2 separate regions of the Homo sapiens genome follow, and region 2 is linked to region 1. Evidence: read pairs that join two places in POLR2A ChIA-PET (ENCODE). Cell type or tissue: Panc1. All regions are shown on one strand. Links, peaks and the distances in the headings refer to the core of each region. The heading gives the core; the rest is flanking DNA.

What was found. Peaks named below come from ENCODE experiments on the same cell type or tissue, not always from the same donor. Only the 100,000 strongest peaks of a DNase experiment are listed, where the experiment ranks them.
Region 2: POLR2A ChIA-PET joins it to region 1 with 15 read pairs; 2 of 35 experiments call an interaction of 5 or more read pairs at or near these places.

What each region holds. Positions count from the first base shown.
Region 1 is chr19:38,564,862-38,570,174 of GRCh38, forward strand. It overlaps RYR1 (ryanodine receptor 1), which reads left to right. Exons shown (of 106, transcript NM_000540.3): 91 at 98-910; 92 at 2,050-2,126; 93 at 2,912-3,056. Among named protein-coding and RNA genes, the nearest start is that of MAP4K1-AS1, 29 kb to the right of the region's middle. RefSeq lists silencers at 751-820, 4,455-4,655 and an enhancer at 4,518-4,637. In Panc1, for the core only: no CTCF peak of the experiment used is centred there; DNase peaks (open chromatin) are centred at 4,730 and 4,920; H3K4me3 peaks cover 850 bases; H3K27ac peaks cover 896 bases.
Region 2 is chr19:39,049,264-39,054,626 of GRCh38, forward strand. It overlaps the pseudogene LOC124904801. Among named protein-coding and RNA genes, the nearest start is that of FBXO27, 19 kb to the left of the region's middle. RefSeq lists an enhancer at 3,211-3,260. In Panc1, for the core only: no CTCF peak of the experiment used is centred there; a DNase peak (open chromatin) is centred at 3,268; H3K27ac peaks cover 926 bases.

The DNA of each region.
Region 1 (5,313 bases), core at 1-5,000:
CCTGCCGCGGTGACCCCTTGTAGCTGCCACTGCGCTGTCGCTGCTGTCCGAGCCCCCGCTGACGGCGCCCTATCCTGTCTGCCGCCCCTCGCTTCAGGTGAAGGAGTCCAAGCGCCAGTTCATCTTCGACGTGGTGAACGAGGGCGGCGAGGCTGAGAAGATGGAGCTCTTCGTGAGTTTCTGCGAGGACACCATCTTCGAGATGCAGATCGCCGCGCAGATCTCGGAGCCCGAGGGCGAGCCGGAGACCGACGAGGACGAGGGCGCGGGCGCGGCGGAGGCGGGCGCGGAAGGCGCGGAGGAGGGCGCGGCGGGGCTCGAGGGCACGGCGGCCACGGCGGCGGCGGGGGCGACGGCGCGGGTTGTGGCGGCCGCAGGCCGGGCCCTGCGAGGCCTCAGCTACCGCAGCCTGCGGCGGCGCGTGCGGCGGCTGCGGCGGCTTACGGCCCGCGAGGCGGCCACCGCAGTGGCGGCGCTGCTCTGGGCAGCAGTGACGCGCGCTGGGGCCGCTGGCGCGGGGGCGGCGGCGGGCGCGCTGGGCCTGCTCTGGGGCTCGCTGTTCGGCGGCGGCCTGGTGGAGGGCGCCAAGAAGGTGACGGTGACCGAGCTCCTGGCAGGCATGCCCGACCCCACCAGCGACGAGGTGCACGGCGAGCAGCCGGCCGGGCCGGGCGGAGACGCAGACGGCGAGGGTGCCAGCGAGGGCGCTGGAGACGCCGCGGAGGGCGCTGGAGACGAGGAGGAGGCGGTGCACGAGGCCGGGCCGGGCGGTGCCGACGGGGCGGTGGCCGTGACCGATGGGGGCCCCTTCCGGCCCGAAGGGGCTGGCGGTCTCGGGGACATGGGGGACACGACGCCTGCGGAACCGCCCACACCCGAGGGCTCTCCCATCCTCAAGAGGAAATTGGGGGTGAGAGAGCAGGCGGGGTTTTGGGGTTTTGGAAAGATGGGGGATTGGAGGGAGGAAGAGAGCCCGGCTGGGTGGAGACACACACAGAGGAGAGAACTGGCTAGGGGGATGGGCACACGCACCCACGGAGGACGCACCCATGGAGGACGCACACGGGGACAGCGGGCGCCGGGCAAGAGAGACGCTCAGAGACAGAGGGATACTCAGACCCACAGAGAAAGAGACTCAGAGATGGAGACCTGGAGAAAGGGCCGGGGAGAGAGAGTGCAGGGCCGGACAGAGTGCAGGGCCGGACAGAGTGCAGGGCCCGGAGAGGTAGAGAAAATGATACCTGCAGAGCCAGAGAGAGTAAGAAACCCAGAGACCAAATTAGAGGGCAGGAAAGACCAAAACTAAGCCAGGCGCGGTGGCTTACACCTGTGATCCCAGCACTTTGGGAGGCCGAGGCGGGCCGATCACCTGAGGTCAGGAGTTTGAGACCATCCTGGCCACCGTGGTGGAACCCCGTCTCTACTAAAAATATAAAAATTAGCCGGGCATGGTGGTGTGCGCCTGTAATCCCAGCTACTCGGGAGGCTGAGGCAGGAGAATCGCTTGAACCCGGGAGGCAGAGGTTGCAGTGAGCCAAGATGGTGCCACTGCACTCCAGCCTGGGCGACAGAGCGAGACTCTGTCTCAAAAAAAAAAAAAAAAAAAAAAAAAAAAAGGAAAAGAAAGACCAAGACTAAAAAAAGTCCCGAGACAGGGTCAGGGCCACTAGGAAAAGACCCTCGGAGATACTCGTTGTGGGAATGAAGTACACCGTGGAGGAAGGGACCCCAAACATCCTCAGGCCCTTGGTGCTGGGAATGCCTTGGGAATGTGGAGGTCAAGGTGGTGGGAAGCCCTGGGGACAAGCAGAGCTGCACTTGGAGTCAGCCCGACCCTGCGCAGTGCTTTGGGCAAAGGGCTTCACCTCGATGAGCCTCAGTTTCCCCTCTGTAAAACGGGAATCATAATCTGCCTCTTTCTGGTGGAGGGAAGTGTAAAACTTAGATTACCCAGGGGAAATAAGAGAGAAAGGAGATGAGAGGAGCAGGCAGGCAGCCTGAGAAGCGCTTAGGGTGAGGACTCAGCCCTGATGCTTGCCCTGTCCCTAGGTGGATGGAGTGGAGGAGGAGCTCCCGCCAGAGCCAGAGCCCGAGCCGGAACCAGAGCTGGAGCCGGAGAAAGCCGAGTGAGTGGCCTTGGGGCTGAGGGGCCTAGCCCCTATCACTGCCTCCCTCCTAGAGTAGGAGCCTCCAGAGGTCAGGCCCCAAGGCTGTCCTGGCCACCCTGTGTCCTCGGCATCACCCAGCCCAGACTCAGGCACGGAGGAGGGGCTCTGAGTAAAAGAATCAAGAAATAAATGCTCCAACCTGGGCAACATAAAAAAAAAATTAAAATTAGCCAAGCATGGTGGTGTGTGGGGAGGCTGAGGTGGGAGGATCACTTGACCCCTGGAGGTGGAGGCTGCAGTGAGCCCTGATCGCAGCATTGCCCTCCAGCCTGGGTGACAGAGCAAGACCCTGTGTCGAAAAAGAAAAAAAAATATGGAGAGATAGAAAAATGAAAACTCCCATCTAACTGCCAGGCCTTCGCATGTGCTTTCCCGCTGCCTGGAACACAGGCCCCCATGCCTACTCTGAGTCTTTCTCATCCTTTCCAATTCTCCAGGACACCTGACCCCCTCCTAAGTTGAGGAGGTGTCTCCTCCAGATTCCCACAACCCCCTGAGCTTCCTCCATCCCAGCCCCGACCACTCTGGGCTGTCACTGCCTGGTGTCACTGTCACTGCCTGTCTCCCACATTGGACTGGAGCCCCATAAGGGCAAGTCCTGATTATCTCATCATCCCATGTACCCAGTACCATCCAAACCTGGGCCAGGCACAGGGCGGGCCCTTGGTGAATGGTTTTGAATGAATGAACTCATGCATTGCCTGCCCAGGCACCTCCTGACCTCTCTCTGTCCTGCCCTGCAGTGCCGAGAATGGGGAGAAGGAAGAAGTTCCCGAGCCCACACCAGAGCCCCCCAAGAAGCAAGCACCTCCCTCACCCCCTCCAAAGAAGGAGGAAGCTGGAGGCGAATTCTGGGGAGAACTGGAGGTGCAGAGGGTGAAGTTCCTGGTAAGGATCCAGCCAGGTCACCTGAACCTTCTTCTCCCCGGGAGCCCCACCTCTGGTGCCCACCTCTCCTGCTCACCTTGTTCTTGAGTTCATCTGTTCAAGCTCGTCTCTAAGAAGAACCCTAGCTGGGGAAAGGGCAGAGGTATCCCCAGACCTGCGGACAGGGTAGCATTTTCAGATGGCCCTCACTTGGTTCCTTGTCCCTTCCCTGCTCACTATCCTTATTCCAACCTCCATACCTCTGTTCATCGGGGCCACCCACCCACACTTCCACCTCCATCCTCTGTCCAGAGCTACATTCAGTGAGGCCACCACTCTGGCCTTCCCACCGTGGCCTGTTCTTGGCTGTCAGCCCTTACAGTCTCAGTCCCTCCACCACTCCCAGTGCTGCTGTGGAGGTCTGAGCTCTCCCAATTCCTGGGGAAGCGTTCATCTCATCCAGGCCAGGAAGAAGGGTGGGTGTTGGGAGGCAGGTCCCAGGGTTCCCTCCATCCTGTCTCCCCTCCAGGCCTGGCCCGATAGGAGGGGGTGAGGGAGGCTGGGCACGGTGGGTCACACCTGTAATCCCAGCACCTTGGGAGGCCGAGGCAGGCGGATCGCCTGAGGTCAGGAGTTCAAGACCAGACTGGCCAACATGGTGAAACCCCATCTCTACTAAAAATACAAAAAAAAAAAAAAAAAAAAATTAGCCAGCCATAGTGGTGCATGCCTGCAATTCCAGCTACTCAGGATGCTGAGGCATGAGAATCGCTTGAACCCAAGAGGCAGAAGTTTCAGTGAGCCGAGATCGTGCCACTGCACTCCAGCCTGGGCGACAGAGTGAGACTCTGCCTCAAACAAAGTGGTGGTGGGGGGCGGGGGGGCGGTGAGGGAATCATGTGGAACGAAGGTGGTTCCGTCAGAATTTGTGGGAAGAATGAGGGATGGAGGGAAAGGTGGAGAGAAAGAGGGAGAGATGGAAGATGTTCCTGGCCGTGCGAGGGGGCTCATGCCTGTAAGTCCAGTACTTTGGAAGTCCAAGGTAGGAGGATCACTGGAGCCCAGGAGTTTGGGGCAAGCCAGGGCAACATAGGGAGATCCCTGTCTCTACAAAAGAATTTTTTTTTTTTTTGAGACGGAGTCTCGCTCTGTTGCCCAGGTTGGAGTGCAGTGGCACAATCTCGGCTCACTGCAAGCTCTGACTCCTGGGTTCACGCCATTCTCCTGCCTCAGCCTCCCGAGTAGCTAGGACTACAGGCGCCCGCCGCCACGCCTGGCTAATTTTTTGTATTTTTAGTAGAAACGGGGTTTCACCGTGTTAGCCAGAATGGCCTAGATCTGACCTTGTGATCCACCCGCCTTGGCCTCCCAAAGTGCTGGGATTACAGGCGTGAGCCACTGCACCTGGCCGAATATTTTTAATCTTTTTTTTTTTTTAATTACTGCTCCTTGCAGAGCAGGGCTACCCTCTAGGCAGTGCACCCAGAGTAGCCAAAAATGTTTTTTTAATTAGCTGGGTGAGGTGACACATGCCTGTGGTCCCAGCTGTTCAGGAGGCTGAGGCGGGAGGATCACTTAAGCACAGGAGGTTGAGGCAGCAGTGAGCTATGGTTGTGTCACTTCACTCCAACCTGGGTGAGAGTAAGACCTTGACTCAAAAAAAAAAAAAATTCCCTTTCATCTTCTGTAAAGCAGGCAGGGCGACAGGTGGGGTGACCTCACTCAGGAAGCAGCATGGCCAAGTGGCTTGGAGCTTGGACTCTGGAGGCTGACTGCCCGGGTTCAAATCCCATCTCTGCCACTCGTTGGTTATGTTACCTTGAGCAAGACACCACTTCCCTGAGCCTCAGTTTCCTCATCTGTAAAGTGCGCATAACAGTAGTGCCCACTTCACAGGGGTGTACTGAGAATTAAACAAGCTCATGCAAATAAAGTTCTTAGCCCAGATGTTGGTATAAGCAAGCACTCAACAAATAGGAGGTTGAGGCCAGCCGAGGTGGCTCACACCTATAATCCTAGCACTTTGGGAGGCTGAGGTGGGTGGATCACCTGAGGTCAGGAGTTTGAGACCAGCCTGACCAACATGGTGAGACCCCGTCTCTACTGAAAATACAAAAACTAACTGAGTGTGGTGGTGCATACCTGTAATCCCAGCTACTTAGGAGGCTGAGTCATGAGAATTTGAACCCGGTAGGCAGAGGTTGCAGTGAGCCGAGATGGCGCCACTGCATTCGAGCCTGGGTGACAGAGTGAGACCTTGTCTCAAAAATAAATAAAT
Region 2 (5,363 bases), core at 169-5,168, 480 kb after region 1:
AAAGACACACCTGAGACTGGGTAATTTATAAAGAAAAAGAGGTTTAATGGACTGACAGTTCCAAGTGTCTGGGGAGGCCTCACAATCATGGTGGAAGGCAAAGAGCACGTCTTATATGGCAGCAGAGAAGAGAGAGAATAAGAACCAAGTGAAAGGGGAGAAACCCTTACAAAACCATCAGATCCGCCGGGCACGGTGGCTCACGCCTGTAATCCCAGCACTTTGGGAGGCCGAGGCGGGCGGATCACGAGGTCAGAAGATCGAGATCATCCTGGCAAACACAGTGAAACCCCGTCTCTACTAAAAATACAAAAAAATTAGCTGGGCGTGGTGGTAGGCGCCTGTAGTCCCAGCTGCTAGGGAGGCTGAGGCAGGAGAATGGCGTGAACCCGGGAGGCAGAGCTTGCAGTGAGCTGAGATCGCGCCACTGCACTCCAGCCTGGGTGAAAGAGCGAGACTCCATCTCAAAAAAAAAAAAAAAACCCATCAGATCTCGTGAAACTTATGCACTACCAAGAGAACAGTATGGGAGAAACCGCCTCGATGATTCCATCATCTCCCACTGGGTCCCTCCCACAACACATGGGAATCATGGGAGCTACAATTCAAGATGAGATTTGGGTGGGGACACAGCCAAACCATTTCACGCATCTCACTTAAGAGCATGAAAACCCAATCATCAAGTTTACGAACTACAAAAGGATCAAATGCAAGTCTTTTATTTATTTATTTATTTATTTATTTATTTTTGAGATGGAGTTTTACTCTGTCACCCAGACTGGAGTGCAGTGGCACGATCTTGGCTCACTGCAACCTCTGCCTCCCGGGTTCAAACAATTCTTCTGCCTCAGTGTCTTTTAAAAATTTTTCAAATATTTTTTAGCAGTGGTGAGGTCTTGTTCTGTTGCCCAGGCCGGCCTCGAACTTCTGGTCTCAAGCAATCCTCCAGCCTCTGCCTCCCAAAGTACTGGGATTACAGACGTGAGCCACTGCACCCAGCCAAAAGCAAGTTTTTGTTTGTTTGTTTGTTTGTCTGTTTGTTTTCTGAGACAGAGTCTCGCTCTGTCACCAGGCTGGAGTGCAGTGGTGTGATCTCGGCTCACTGCAACCTCTGCCTCCCAGGTTCAAGTGATTCTCCTGCCTCAGCCTCCCATGTAGCTGGGATTACAGGCGTGCACCACCACGCCCGGCTAATTTTGTATTCTTAGTAGAGATGGGGTTTCACCATGTTGGCCAGATTGGTCTCAAACTCTTGACCTCATGGTCTACCTGCCTCGGCCTCTCAAAGTGCTGGGATTACAGGTGTGAGCCACCGCGCCTGGCCCCAAAAAGTTTTAACCAGAGTAATGTGAGCAAGAACTTTTCTGGTCATGTTAAATGATCATATTTGGAATTTCCTGGTGGAAATGTAGAACCACACACCTTCCACCCAAGTCTGTCTTTAGGCCACCATCCCCGCATTCAAAAAGCCTTTTTTTTCTTTTTTTTTTAGACAGGGTTTCACTCTGTCACCCAGGCGGAGCGATCGCAGTTCACCTAAGCCTTGGCCTCCCAGGTTTAAGCAATTCTTTCACCTCAGCCTCCCGAGTAGCTGAGACTGCAGGTGCATGCCACCACGCCTGGCTAATTTTTCTGTATTTTTAGTAGACATGGCGTTTCCCTGTGTTGGCCAGGCTGGTCTCAAACTCCTGACCTGAAGTGATCCACCTGCCTCGGCCTCCCAAAGTGCTGGGATTACAGGCATGAGCCACCACACCCAGCCAAGATTTTTAAAACTTTTTACAATTTTATTTTTAGAGCTGAGGTCTCACTATGTCACGCAGGCTGATCTCAAACTCCTGGGCTCAAGCGATCCTCTTGCCTCAGCCTCCCAAAGTGCTGGGATTACAGGCGTGAGCCATCGTGCCTGGCCCCTAGAGTCCTTCAACACTGACCTTGTCTTAGCCTTCAATATCCCTGCAACCTGTGAGAATAAGCAAAGCAAATACAGTGACCACGTGTCTGTCCCTCCTGGAGCCCAGCTGTAGCTGACCGGAGAGCATCGGGTGCCCATCATGTTGTGGAGTCACGGTCTCGAAAACCCTGGGAGGGGAGAGGCACAATTTGCCCATTATGGAGAAGAAACTGGCCAGTTCTTCAAGAGCTTGATGTCTCTTTTCCTGGCAGCAGGAGTTACAGGCCATGAATACTAGTTTCTGTGGGAGAAATAAAGGAATCTTTGCAGATGGCAAGGGAAAAAAACAGCTCCTTTCTAAAAGGACATTGCCTGCCAGGGACGGTGGCTCACGCCTGTAATCCCAGTACTTTGGGAGGCCAAGGCAAGCAGATCGCTTGAGCTCAGGAGTTCAAGATCAGCCTGGGCAACATGGTAAAATCCTATCTTTACAGAAAAATACAAAAATTAGCTGGGCATGGTGGCACACATCTGTGATCCCAGCTACTGGGGGAGGCTGAGGCAGGAGGACTGCTTGAGCCCGGGAGGCAGAGGTTGCAGTGGGTGGAGATCAGGCTGCTGCACTCCAGCCTGGGCAACAAAGTGAGACTCTGTCTCAAAAGAAATAACAATAATAAATAAAATAAAATAAAATAAAGGGGCATTGCCTTATTGTAAATCCAAGTTTACTAAGTAACTAGCCTCAGTCTAAACACTGGGGAAAGTACAATTCTGAGATGATAGGCCGTTTAGATATGAAGTACCAGATGACATCCTACGTGTATATAATCTGTATTTTGGCTGGGCATGCTGGCTCATGCCTGTAATCCCAGCACTTTGGGAGGTCGAGGCAGGTGGATCGCTGGAAGCCAGGAGTTTGAGATCAGCCTGGCCAATGTGGCAAAAACCTGTCTCTACTGAAAACACAAAAATTAGCTGGGCATGGTGGCAAGCACCTGTAATCCCAACTACTTGGGAGGCTGAGGCAGGAGAATCGCTTAAACCCTGGAGGAAGAGGTTGCAGTGAGCCGAGATCGCGCCACTGCACTCCAGCCTGGGTGACAGAGCGAGACTCTGTCTCAAAAAAAAGAAAAAAGAAAGTTGATACATGGACCCATCTACCTGGCTCCACGCTAAGAGGTGGTCATGGACCATTGATGACCCAGTGTCCTGAATGTGTCCTGTGCCCAGGGTACGTCCAGAAGCTTCGTGGCAGCACCATTCTGGTGGCCGCCAGGGGGCGCCATGTGCTTGCCAGGCAGCAGTCCTGGAACTGGGGTCCAGCCACAGGGCCCCAGGACCACGCCACAGGGCAAGAGTCCTAGAGTTCCTGGTAGTTTCCAGCTGAACCTATGCACACGGGGTCGTTGGTGGAGGTGGAACTAGATCTCTGCAGAGCACCCTAAAGGGGAGAAACGGGACAGGCCCACACAGGTCTTGGTCTGAACTGGGAGTACCCTGCCCTGAGAGCACTGTGGCTTGGCTGGCCCCAGCTGCTGGAGAGGGACTTAGAGGAAAGTGCCACACAGTGTAGGATGCCCACTTGCCTGGTCCAAGGATGCTCCTGGTGGGTGTGAGAGAAACAGCAAAGTCCAGCATTTCCAGACTTGGATTTCTCCAAGGTTTCCAGTCATGTTGCCATTTATTGGGAAGGGGAATGGTGCAGGACTGGGGGAAGGAATAGGAAAATCAGGGCTTCATTTTGGGGAAACTGAGGCTCAGAAAAGCCCACAGGCACCGAGCAAGGATGTGAAACCATTTCCCTCGTAACCCCCGGGCGACACCGCCTGCCCCAGTTCCACGTGAGGTTGTAAAGCACTGATGCTGCTGAACATTTTCATAAATGACTTCATTTAGTCTCATCAACAATGAGCATTTTGATCCCATTTAGGGGGAACAAAGGGAGGCTCAGAAAGACCTTGCCGAGGCCTTAGATGGAGGAGGTGGCAGATTTTAGTGTGCTCTGAGTCCAGGCCCACTTTAGGCTCACAGAACCACCTCAACCCCTTTCTGCCCTAGGCCGGGCTTTTCCGAGCCTCCCTCTGCCCACTTGCCTCCTCCTTCCAGGAGTCAGGGTACTGGGGGGCTTCCCGCCTGCGCCCAAGGGGCCATAGGGCCTCATTCCCATCCATTCCTGCCTCTGTGCCTTGCTCTAACCCAGCTGGCCACAGCCCCACCTGGCCCAGGTGCCGCCGGCCCTGCTTGGTCCCCATACAAAGGCCTGTGGGAGAGGCTGGGAAATTGCCATCCACCTGGGGACAGTGGGAAACAGTCATCGTCAGCCTGTCCATATCCAGGACACCGTGCTGCATCCTGGCTCACAATCAGGAACCAGAAGGCAGCACGGCCCCCACAGGGCTGGCACGGGCAGCCTCACTGTGGCCTGTGCCCTGGGCAGTACCAGGCAGCTCCATCCTGTGGTACCCAGGCTGAGTCCATCTCTTACGCCCACGCCCAACCTCTCAGCAAACCCAGGCAGCTCCAGGTGCACAAAATCTGCACAGCACCTGCCCTTTCTCGCCCGACCATGGCCACCACCCTGGCCCCATCCACCCCTGTCTCCATCTGGACCATCACTCCCATCCACAGACTCCCTGCTCCTTCCCACCCCACCCTCGCAATCTGTTCCACAGCCACAGGGAGACTGTGAACACCTGTGTCACTCCTCCGCCCAGAACCCTCCCGGGGTGCCATCCTGCCCTGAGTAAAGGGCAAAGTCCTCCCCTACGGCCCACCAGGCCTCACATGATCTGCCCCGCCCCACTCTGACTCTGTGGCCTCCCACAGCCTCCTTGCTCACCCAGCCTGGCCACTGCTTATTATTCTGTTCCCACCACGGGGACTTTGCTTGGCTGCCCCTCCCCATAGGTCACTCCCTACCCTCCTTCCAATGTTTGCTCAAATCTTGCCTTCCCAGCCAGGCTTCCCCTGACCACTGCCTTTAATACTTTAACCACCCTGCCTTTTTTTGAACTCCTAATTTTTTATTTTTATTTTTATTTTTTGAGATAGGATCTAGCTCTGTTGCCCAGGCTGGAGTGCAGTGGCGTGATCATAGCTCACTGCAACTTTGAACTGCTAGGCTCAAGGGATTCCTCCTGATTCAACCTCCCAAGTAGCTGGGACTATAGGTGCACACCCAGCACTTATAATTGTAATTTTTAATAGAGATGGGGTTTCACTATGTTGCCCAGTCTGGTCTCAAACTCCTGGCCTCAAGTGATCATCCCACCGCAGTCTCCCAAAGTGCTGGGATTGCAGGTGTGAGCCACCACACCTGGCCACCACACTGCCCTTTTTACCCCCTTTGCCTACTCTGATTTTCTTGGAAACCTTCCATAGACTTCACAGCTTCCTCTCACCATCCCACTCATCCAGCCACTGGCCATGGCCACCTTCCCTGTTACTGTACGCAGGCTCCAGGAGGGCT